Regions from separate parts of the Mus musculus genome. Here region 2 is linked to region 1. A link is a loop called in an ENCODE intact Hi-C map of the cell type or tissue named here. Cell type or tissue: heart. All regions are shown on one strand.

The links. Hi-C counts contacts between places; a loop is a spot of excess contacts. Peaks named below come from ENCODE experiments on the same cell type or tissue, not always from the same donor. Only the 100,000 strongest peaks of a DNase experiment are listed, where the experiment ranks them.
Region 2: a loop joins it to region 1, with 3 times the contacts of the local background. A loop is called at or near these places in 3 of 42 quality-filtered maps.

Annotation. Positions count from the first base shown.
Region 1 is chr2:132,062,478-132,067,477 of GRCm38, reverse strand. Slc23a2 (solute carrier family 23 (nucleobase transporters), member 2) reads left to right here. Exons shown (of 16, transcript NM_018824.2): 11 at 613-760; 12 at 2,009-2,114. Among named protein-coding and RNA genes, the nearest start is that of Gm31179, 35 kb to the right of the region's middle. In heart, a CTCF peak has its summit at 3,083 (motif pointing left); no DNase peak of the experiment used is centred here.
Region 2 is chr2:131,817,875-131,822,874 of GRCm38, reverse strand. It overlaps 5330413P13Rik (RIKEN cDNA 5330413P13 gene), which reads left to right. Exons shown (of 3, transcript NR_029381.1): 3 at 1-2,869. Among named protein-coding and RNA genes, the nearest start is that of 5330413P13Rik, 27 kb to the left of the region's middle. In heart, CTCF peaks have their summits at 1,439, 1,651 (motif pointing left) and 2,633 (motif pointing left); a DNase peak (open chromatin) is centred at 1,684; H3K4me3 peaks cover 476 bases; H3K27ac peaks cover 670 bases.

The sequences.
Region 1 (5,000 bases):
TATTTGTAGTATACTCTGACAACAAACAAGCTTGCCAGTAACAAGGAGGTAGGGCTGTGGCACACTTGATTGTCAGATTAGAGTACCTGGTGCCAGTACCTTTTACCCTGATTCCTACCACTGAACTATAAACCCCTGGGACAAATTTCTATTCCAAGTCAGGAATGTAATCCCAGCCCTGTAATCCCCACACTCTGGAACCTGAGGCAGGGGGATTGCCTACACACACACACACACACACACACACACACAAGCACGCACGCACACACGCACCAGAATATCCAGGAACCCTTATTTCAAAAAACAAAAGCAAAACAAATTTCTGTTCCACCATAGCAGGCAGTGTTATTAGAACTGCGAGGGGGAGAACTCCCCACCTCTTCCAGCCAAGTGATGGCTTTCTTAAGACGAGGGGTCAACTCTCATCCAAGGCCCTAACTCAGTAACCTTCCCACACATCTAGTGTCTCAATGATTTAAGATTTAAAAGTAGCAAGTTTCCAAGAGCTTCAAAATCCTGCAGAGCTGTTGCAGAGTTCTCTGAGATCCTTCTAACCTTTGCCTGCCTCTGAGGTAAGTGGGCATGTCTCTCATGGCTGTCTTCCCTCCTCAGTTCAGTGGGGGATGCCCACCGTCTCTGCAGCTGGCGTCATTGGCATGCTCAGTGCCGTCGTAGCCAGTATCATTGAGTCCATCGGTGACTACTACGCCTGTGCCAGGCTCTCCTGTGCCCCGCCGCCGCCTATCCATGCAATAAACAGGTATGGCCCAAGAAAGACCTGCTCATCTAGCCTTGGGGAAGAAGCCAAGAGCTCTGGATAATGACAGACAAACCAGGATGGCCATTTGTCTTTGGCCAAGTCACTGCTTCAGCACCCTTCTTGTCTCACGGTGGCACAGAGCAGCATCCTACCTCCCTTCCTCCCAGTCTCTCCAGCTGAAAGGAGAGGTGGATATGTTCCTTATGAGTTTGAAGCCACTTACACATGAAACTCAGCAAAACAGGCATACATGTTGCCATTCTTTGCTTGGCTTTGAAAGTAGACACATTGTCTACTTTGATTTCTGTTGTCTTATTTTCCCAAATGCTCACCTCACCCTGCCCTGTCCCAAGAACTCAAATTTTAGGTTGTTTGTAGTAGAACAACATCTTCCTGGTTATATGGAGTCTACAGAGTTTTTTTCTGAGTTGAGGAAATTGTGTTTTTCTCCCATTCAGTCCTGGCCGCCAGAGTCAGGCCGATGGCAGGGCGTTTGTCTTGCATCAGACAGTAACTGCTGTAGGTGTGTCAGTGGATATATTTCAGTTGCCCTTCAGGATGATCTGTTCACAGTCATGATTCACAGAAACAGACAACAGGGAGAGGTGAAAACTCTGAAGATCAAGAGTCTGATGAGCTGTGGGGTTTGCACTTTTTTAGCTTCTGTAAGTGATTGGGGAACTGACCGTAAGGAAGGTACAGAGAAAGGAGCACAAGGCACCCCTCCCTGTCGTTGCCCCTCCAACACAAGTCAGCATGACTTGTACCCAGTGTGGGCAGGGGCTCTGTAAGGCTTTTCACAGTTCTCTCAAATAAAACTGCTACATGTGAGGAGACTGCTCATTTAAAAGTTTCAAAACAAAAAATTTTTTTCAGTAGTTACAAAGCAGTTTTTCCTAATGAAACTATCTTAATAGCAAAGAATCAAACTGATGTGTCTTACTTCAAAGCACAGCCGATGCTTCTTTTAGATTCAGTAGTTCTTTGGTTTCATTTGAAATTATTTTAAAGTATTTGTGTCTAATGGGCAGTGTGGAGCTAGCCTTCTTAGAGTTGCTGGGCATATGGGGAGTTGTCCTCAGCCCATCAGGGAAGGGACCTGAGATCCTGCAACTGCCACTGGTTAGCACCCCGCCCCTCCCAAGGGGGCATAATTCTTGTACGTTTCAAACATTAAGAGCTGGTTGCAGTGTTTCCCCAGGAATGACGGTTTCTCTTTCTCCCCCCCCTTTTTTTTTATACTTTTAGGGGTATTTTCGTGGAGGGTCTTTCCTGTGTTCTTGATGGCATATTTGGTACCGGGAATGGCTCTACCTCCTCCAGTCCCAATATTGGAGTTTTGGGAATTACAAAGGTATAAATGTTTTCCTAATTAAATGGCTGAGCATCTGTCTATTTCAATGACAGGTCTGACCTGACCCTTCCCTTGTGATTATCTTCCTTCCCCATCTCCTTTTCCCCTTGGATGAGTTTGGAGTGTCAGCTAGGAGACCTCTCCTCTCTGGGCCATCGGAGTAGCAGGCATCTGGGTATAGCTGTGGTGTCCTGCAGTCTCAGACATTGATTAAACTTGTGCCTGCGTCAGGCCTCTGTTTTAGGCGCTTGGGTGGGTGGTGCATGATGAAAAAGAAAGTTGGAGTTTACATCTGAATGAGGGAAGACCCCAGAATTCAACAGAGCATGTTGGATGAGAGATGCCTGTTACTACAGAAAACCATCTGTCACATTAAATAACGTCTCTGACTTCTGGGACAGAATCCCTTTTCAACGAAATCTGTGGAGTCACAGTGAAGCAGATCCTGGGCCTGACTCCTAAACTCATCTGACCCTACAAGCCCTCTACCAGACCCTAGTTACTGACATTAAACCTACAGCTGCCCCGCCCCCAAGCCTTACTTCTATACCTGTCAGCTTTATTATGCACAATTAAACTTCATGTCCAGCCAAATAGTGCTGCTTGCCAGGATGTTGTGGAGTACTGGTTGGCCCAGCAGCCATTGGATGTTGTGTAACTAAAGACTGTTAAGATTGGCTCCCCTTTCTTTATGGGTTGCATGAGTCATAAGTCTCCTTACCGGGGCAGCCAATCCGGAAGCCTTCCAGACCTGTTTGACCTCTAGCTCCCTGCAGGATTCTATAACCAGATAAAAAGAAACCCAGTACTGTTTGGTTCATCTTGATTACAAATCCGGGTGAGAGGGAGCAGCATCCAGATGCAGGAAGCACACCTGACTTGTTTGTTGATCTTCCCATAAGAGGCAGGGCTGACGTAAGCTCAACTTCACGTGTACCGATGGCACCATCTGCTGCCCATTGCTCCCAGCACATGGCTCGGAGGGAGGGAGACTTTATAGGTACTTCCTTCAGTGCCATTGCTGGAGTCCCAAGTGCTGCCTACGAAAGGCAGCAGATGTGGAGCCTGGGGAGCTGAAGGTACGGTCGAATGGGCACCGTGTGGATTAACCAGCCACCCCTGAGCCTCTCTTCTCCCATAAGCCTATGGGCAGATAAGTAGTTATAAATAGGCAGGTTGTAAAATTGCTGAGAGGGCCTTTTGTTTAACAAGCACCATCCTTCTGTATCCTTATAGAGGCCACAGAACAGCTAAGGTCACTGAAAGGAAACAAATACCCTTGACAACATGACCGTGGTGGCTCAGGGGGTGACTGATCCTTGAATGGTACAGCCTTACTGAAGTGGCACCCAACAGCACTGACTTTGTCATGCAGTGCAATTCCCAGGAGGCCAGAAGGCAGCCCCAGCGCCCCTGGGTGCAGAGCCCTAGGCAGCTGTGAGTCATCAAGCATGGGTGCTGGAAGAACAGGATGAGCTCTTAACCACTGAGCTAGCTCTTCAGCCCCATCATTTATATTGCTCGAATCCCTTATTTCTCCAGGCAGAAGCTGTATCCATTCAAGACACTCACAGTCAAGTCCCTAGTCTACATCTGCCTTAGAGCAGGGAGGTGGGGCTTGGAGCAGAAATATCTATGTGACCCTAGCCCTGTGGCTAGCTAGGAAGGCTCCCTGCTTGGGGTAAGCGGGTATGAGCTCTGCACTATATTAGACCTCTCATCCTGCTAAATGGCATGGGACAAACAACCTTTATGAGTAAGGCACAGCTTCTACGGCCTACAGTTCCAGGTCTAGATCCACACTGTCTAATATGATGGCCAGTAGCTTCATGTAGCGGTGTTCACTTAAATAAGTTAGTGTTACAGTTTCCCTTACCCAGTCACAATGACTGGCTCAGTCATATACTAGTAGACAACAGCACATTCAGAAAACATGTCCACTGTAGCAATCTTCTGGACAGACAGGGCTGAGCCAGTGAACCAGACATGGTTTGAAAGGAGGCTAGTCTGTCCTCCACCGATCTGCCTGCATTTTATGGCAGCTCTGCTGTTCCAGCTTTTATCCAGTTACTTCGTTCCTTGACTCGGAAATAACCTTCTCATCAGAGATGAGCTACCTTCCTAAGTGTGGGCCATGTGCCCCACAGAGAGGACAACAGAACACAAGCAGGATGTTGTTTCATCCTTTTTCTCATCACGGTCACAGCAGGTCACCTCTTTGGTCTCCGTGCCTTGGTCTGTAAAAGTAGCTAGCAAGATGTTAGAATACATCACTTGATACCAGTTTAGCATGGCTTTCTGGCGTGTTCCAAGTACTAGCTGTAGTACAGATACTTTCAAAGGCGCAGTGGGTAAGCAGACCAGCAGCCAGGCTCCAGCGTTTGCATTCTTAGGTCTCCCTTCACTATACCACCTTTTGTGGTCAGACAGCATAAGAGGAGGTGCTTCCACTAATGGAAGAGTGCTATATACGTGACTCAGGAAGGTAGAGTCACAAGTACTTCTGGTGAACTGTTTTGGGTGAAAAGTCATATGAAAAAAGTGGGAGAGAAGCAGGAACAGTGTGTATAACTGTTGCATCCATGATCCATGACTCCAGCCCATAAGGTCATTTCTCTCTCTCTCTCTCTCTCTCTCTCTCTCTCTCTCTCTTTCCTTCTTTCTTTCTTTCTTTCTTAAGAGTTATTTATTGATTTTATGTATATGACTACACTGCAGCAGTCTTCAGACACCCCAGAAGAGGGCATCAGATCTCATTGTGGGTGGTTGTGAGCCACCATGTGGTTGCTGGGATTTGAACTCAGGACCTCTGGAAGAGCAGTCAGTGCTCTTAACCACTGAGCCATCTCTCCAGCCCCCAGGAGCTCATTTCAACCAGGGGCCCTG
Region 2 (5,000 bases), 240 kb after region 1:
CTGCATGTGTCTGTGAGAGGCAGGAAGGCTTTTGACATCTTAAATCCAGGTCTTCTGCAAGATGCCCCTGAGCTGTCTTTCCAGCCCCTAACCTAACATAGCAGGTGCTATTCCGTGGATCTTAGCACAACCACAATGCTGTTAGACATCCCTCTAACAATGGTTGTGAGTCTATATGAGGAGGCAGCGACAGCTGTCTGAGGAAGGAAGTGAGCCTGTTAGCAGGCTCTAGGGCTTTGAGGAGGGCCTCAAGGGATCTGGTGGGAAGAGTAGGTTCCAGGGCTTGGAGGTGCAGTGTCGGGGCAGAAAGACAGTGTGGGGCTCAAGGAGCACACTGATTCTGCATATGAGTGATCCCTGAGTGAAAGAAAAGTCAGGGGGAAGGAAGAAGACACTAGGTGAAATCTAAGAGCCCTTAACATCTACAGAGGTCTGGAGGAGGAAGAAGAGGAGGAGGAGGAAGAGGAGGAGGAGGCTGAAAAGTCCATGTAAGGCCAGAGGAAGGCCCCTTATGGCCAGGACTTCTCTCTCTGCTGGCCTGAGACACTGGAGGGCTGTGGCTATCAGTGTATGGACATGACTTTCTCGGACTTTAATGAGGCTTAGTTACTTTCCATTAATGGCTGGCTCTTTCTTTTCCATCTGCCTAGATGTATTGGGATGACATTGTAATTTAAACTTTCTCTGAGCAGAAGTGCACTCTGAGATCCCAGTGACACCAGTATCCAGAAGAACCCGGTACCTGGCCTAGGCCAGGGCTCCCCAGACTCTTTGATGAGCCCCTGCTAACCACACCCTCCCTGGAAGAGAGGCACATTGGTCAGGAGACATCTGGACTGTATCTTCCCTTTCCATGGTCTGAGTATCTGGGATGCAGGAATTCTTCCTCTGCTGCCTCTGAGCCTGATTCTCCCATGATTACCTCGTGGGCTTGCATTTCTAGCACAATACCCTTGTGCTTGGCTTTTGTGTTGAAGAGGCTGGGGGCTGCTTGCCTGGGACAGTGTAGATTGATCTCACACATGCCAATCTGGGTGACTATGGTTTGTTGAAAATCCTAAGGAGCCTGGGCAGGGATGGCAGGCAGGTTTCTCAGTGTCTGGTATGCGTTCCAGGAGTCTAGCCAACCCTGCAGTTCATGAATAGAGTGCATTCGTTAATAGAATTTTCTTTTACTGATTCATTTAGCTTTCAATTAGCATATAAAATGATGGAACGCAGGTCAAATTTCATAATGTTTCCCTCATGGTGATTCTCCTTCCCAACTCTGCCTGCCTCCAACACTTCCTCCCTCTGGTGGCCAGTCACCCTTGGAAAGTTCTGGTTCCCTTGTACCATCCCTTGGGGCTTGAGAGATGATGGTTCTGTGGCTAAGAACCATTGTGTCTCCTCCAAGAGGCCCTGCTCATAGCCACCTGCAACTCCCATCTCTAGGGGATGCAAGGCACTCTCCTGGCCTCCACAGGCAGCCCCCATTCCCCAGACACCTCGCATGCCCTGCATATAAAAATAAATCTTAAAAAATCGTATTTTTAAAGCAAAAACCCCTCCAAAGTATTTCATATATTTTACTCTTTGAAAATTTCATGTTTATATAATGTACTTTGATCATAGCCATCCACCGTTTTCTCCCTCTAGCTCCCCCTGCTGGCTCAGTTTTTCACTTTACAGCAAGCAGCTCCTCCCTGGGCCCTTGGTGTTAAACATAAGCAGGCACAGTTTTGCCTGTGGCTCCTCACCCAGTCATGTGCTGGGCTGATCTGTAGGTTTGATGTGTTTTCTTCTCTTTGGAGCCTCAATTGTGACCGGAATGCAGGAGTGTGGTGCCCCCACCCCACCCTACCCCATATATATATATATATATGCACATGTATATACATGCACATGAGGACCAATCCTCCCTATTTCCACTTAGGAATTGAATGCCAGAGCTCACACGCTGACAAAGCTCTTTCAGAGGTTGAGATCTCTAGAACCTTCTAGAAGTCATCTGGTCTTAGGTTTGGATTCCATCTTCCCAGATCACCCTTGCCAACCATAAGAAGGTAAGTATCATGGCAACGGCTACAGCATCAGCTGCTGATTCTTGTGCTGACCCACTGCCATCTCCACTATAACCACCTTCAAAGCCCTTGCCACCATCATTACAAACCCCCATCAGCACCAATCATTTACTCAGCAAACACTTGCTGTACATCTCTCTCGGGCTTGTGGTATACATATTAGGACGAAACCGTCTCCTGAGAACTTACACTTCAGGCGCTAAAGTTTGGGACCTGAAACCATAAGAAGGAAATTATCAAAAACGCTAGGATTCGATATGCACTATGGAAAGGAAGCAGAGAGCGGTAACGGCTGGAGGGCGGGGCCAGTGGCAGGCTACAGTTTCCTACAGCATGGTCAGCGGCAAAGACTGAGTCAAGATCAAAGTGAGGGATTTGACGGTACTCTCATCGTTCTTACTGAATTATTATTATTGTGTGATTTTTATACACGAAACACTTAATAAAAACAGTTTGGGAAGAGTCTGAAATGGCAAGGACAGACCTTCAACTTAAGGTTTAACTGTATGAACATTTCATGACGCTTTGGAGGATCCTTGCTGGGTTTCTTTCACAATGCTGCCCCCCAGTGTTCAGTGAGAGTAGTGCAGGATCAGGAATTCAAGCACTTACTGTGAGTCCCAAATTTCTCACCCAGATATTAGCAAACTATATTAAAGTTCTCAAATATACAAAAATATTATGAAATAAATATGTTTTAAATTTCAAATCCTCACAAGGGTGAAGCCACATTAAAAGGGACAGATTCACCTGAAATTCCCACAATTTGTAAAACTATAAGTAAAATAAAATTTATTAATTATATCAATAGTCATATGCACTTGTGATATTTATGGACACTATGTGTCACAAAATAGGCTGGTTATTCCCTTTAATTTTCTGTTAAACTTCACAATGTTTGATAAGGGAAGTATTAAAGCATTTTATATGAGACTCAAAAGATCATTAATACTCTATTCCTGGAACATATACATTAAGACTAATTAAAATGAGATTTACTTAGTTTCAACCCAAGGGACTAGATGTGATGGCGTCTTTCTTAAGCATCTAGAAAACATGCATGTTAAATTTCATAGTAAGTACTAAGTAAAAAGGGGTTGCTGGACATACCCTTAGTTAGAAACAACATTTGCATCCAACCCCCACACCAGCACCATGCTTTAAGAAAAAACAACAGACTCACCCTCGTGCAAGTTTGGAAAGAGACAGGTTGTCCATCCTGGAGGTGCAAAAGAGAAAGCCTTGGGCTTAAACTTAATGTAAAAGGGATAAAGTAACAGGACTCCAAAAGGCTTCTGAAGACCAGGGACTTAGACAAATGGAAATGCGAACTGTATGCTTAGACTGAAAGATTCCAAGTCGTAAACATAGCCAAGTAAAATGTAAGGTGAATGGGGCCATAATGCAATCGCCCATAAGGATTTGTGGAGGAGAGAACGAAGTTTATTACTTCTAAGGCTCACAAAAACATGAGTCTTTCATACTAAATTCATGATGAGCAGAGCTAATAATTATCTATCCTATACTTCAAAGTTACTGAGAATACATTTAAAATATTTTTTTCCTACAAAAACAAGAATGTGAAGTGATTTGTACATTAACTAAATTTGACCATCCTACATTATATTCATGGGAGGGTGTTTTGGTTAGGGTTTTACTGCTGTGAACAGATACCATGACCAAGGCAAGTCTTATAAAAAACAACATTTACTTGGGGCTGGCTTACAGGTTCAGAGGTTCAGTCCATTGTCATCAAGGTGGGAGCATGGCAGTATCCAGGCAGGCATGGTACAGGAGGAGCTGAGAGTTCTATGTCTTCATCCAAAGGCTGCTAGTGGAAGACTGACTTCCAGGCAACTAGGGTGAGGGTCTTATACCCACACCCACAGTGACACACCCATTCCAACCAGGTCACACCTATTCCAACAAGGCCACACCTCCAGATGGTGCCACTCCCTGGTCCAAGGATATTCAAACCATCACAGAGGGTCATGGTGGCGTATGCTTATAATGCCAGGCTTTGGAGGCTGAAGTAGAAAGACCATAGTTTATGGCCAACCTAGGCAACACAGGGGCGGTCTTAAAACAAAAACAAGACTCACCATGTACTCCCATAATACACTCAATTACTATTGGTCAATTCAAAAAAGAATAGCTAGAAAACCTTTTCTAGGAAGAATCATGAGATAGGATAATTCTACCAATTATTAAAACGTTGTGAAATTATAAGCATTTGAGCAAATTAGACAGATCAGTGGGAAGTATCTGAAAGGAGAGTCAAGAGGCAGGTTCATGCACATAGATTTTCCTGTATCATTATTATTAATTATGATTATTTTAAGAGATGTATCTTATTTTATTTTATACATGAGTGTTTGCCTGCATGTATGTCTATGTGACATGTGCTTGCTTGATGCCGTGACATTTCTTATACTTTAAAGATGGAGTTTTGAATTACTGGGGGCGGGGGAATGAGTAGTGGGACTTGGGAAACCTGCAGGCACCTGGCACTTTGCAAATGCGGCTGTGCCCTTTATCTTCCATAAACATAGACCCTAGATCCAGAGCTGGGAGTCTAAATGGTCACCCCGTAAATGTCCTTAATGACCTCAGAGGAATGATGATTTACAAACTATGACACGAAAACAGGAGGCCATTTTAAGAAATGCCTGACAAGCTGGCTCAGCAGTGCAGCATTTTAATCCTGGCACCTGGAAGGCTGAGGCTGGAAGGTCAGCGAATTCAAGATTAGCTTGGGCTACAGAGAAAGACTGATCTCAAGAACAGTGTGTCAAATTCTAATCACCATCAAGAAACGAGGAAGAAGGGCTGGAGAGATGGCTCAGCAGTTAAAAGCACTGGCTGCTCTTCCAGAGGTCCTGAGTTCATTTCCCAGTAACCACATGGTGGCTCACAGCCATCTATAACAGGATCCAA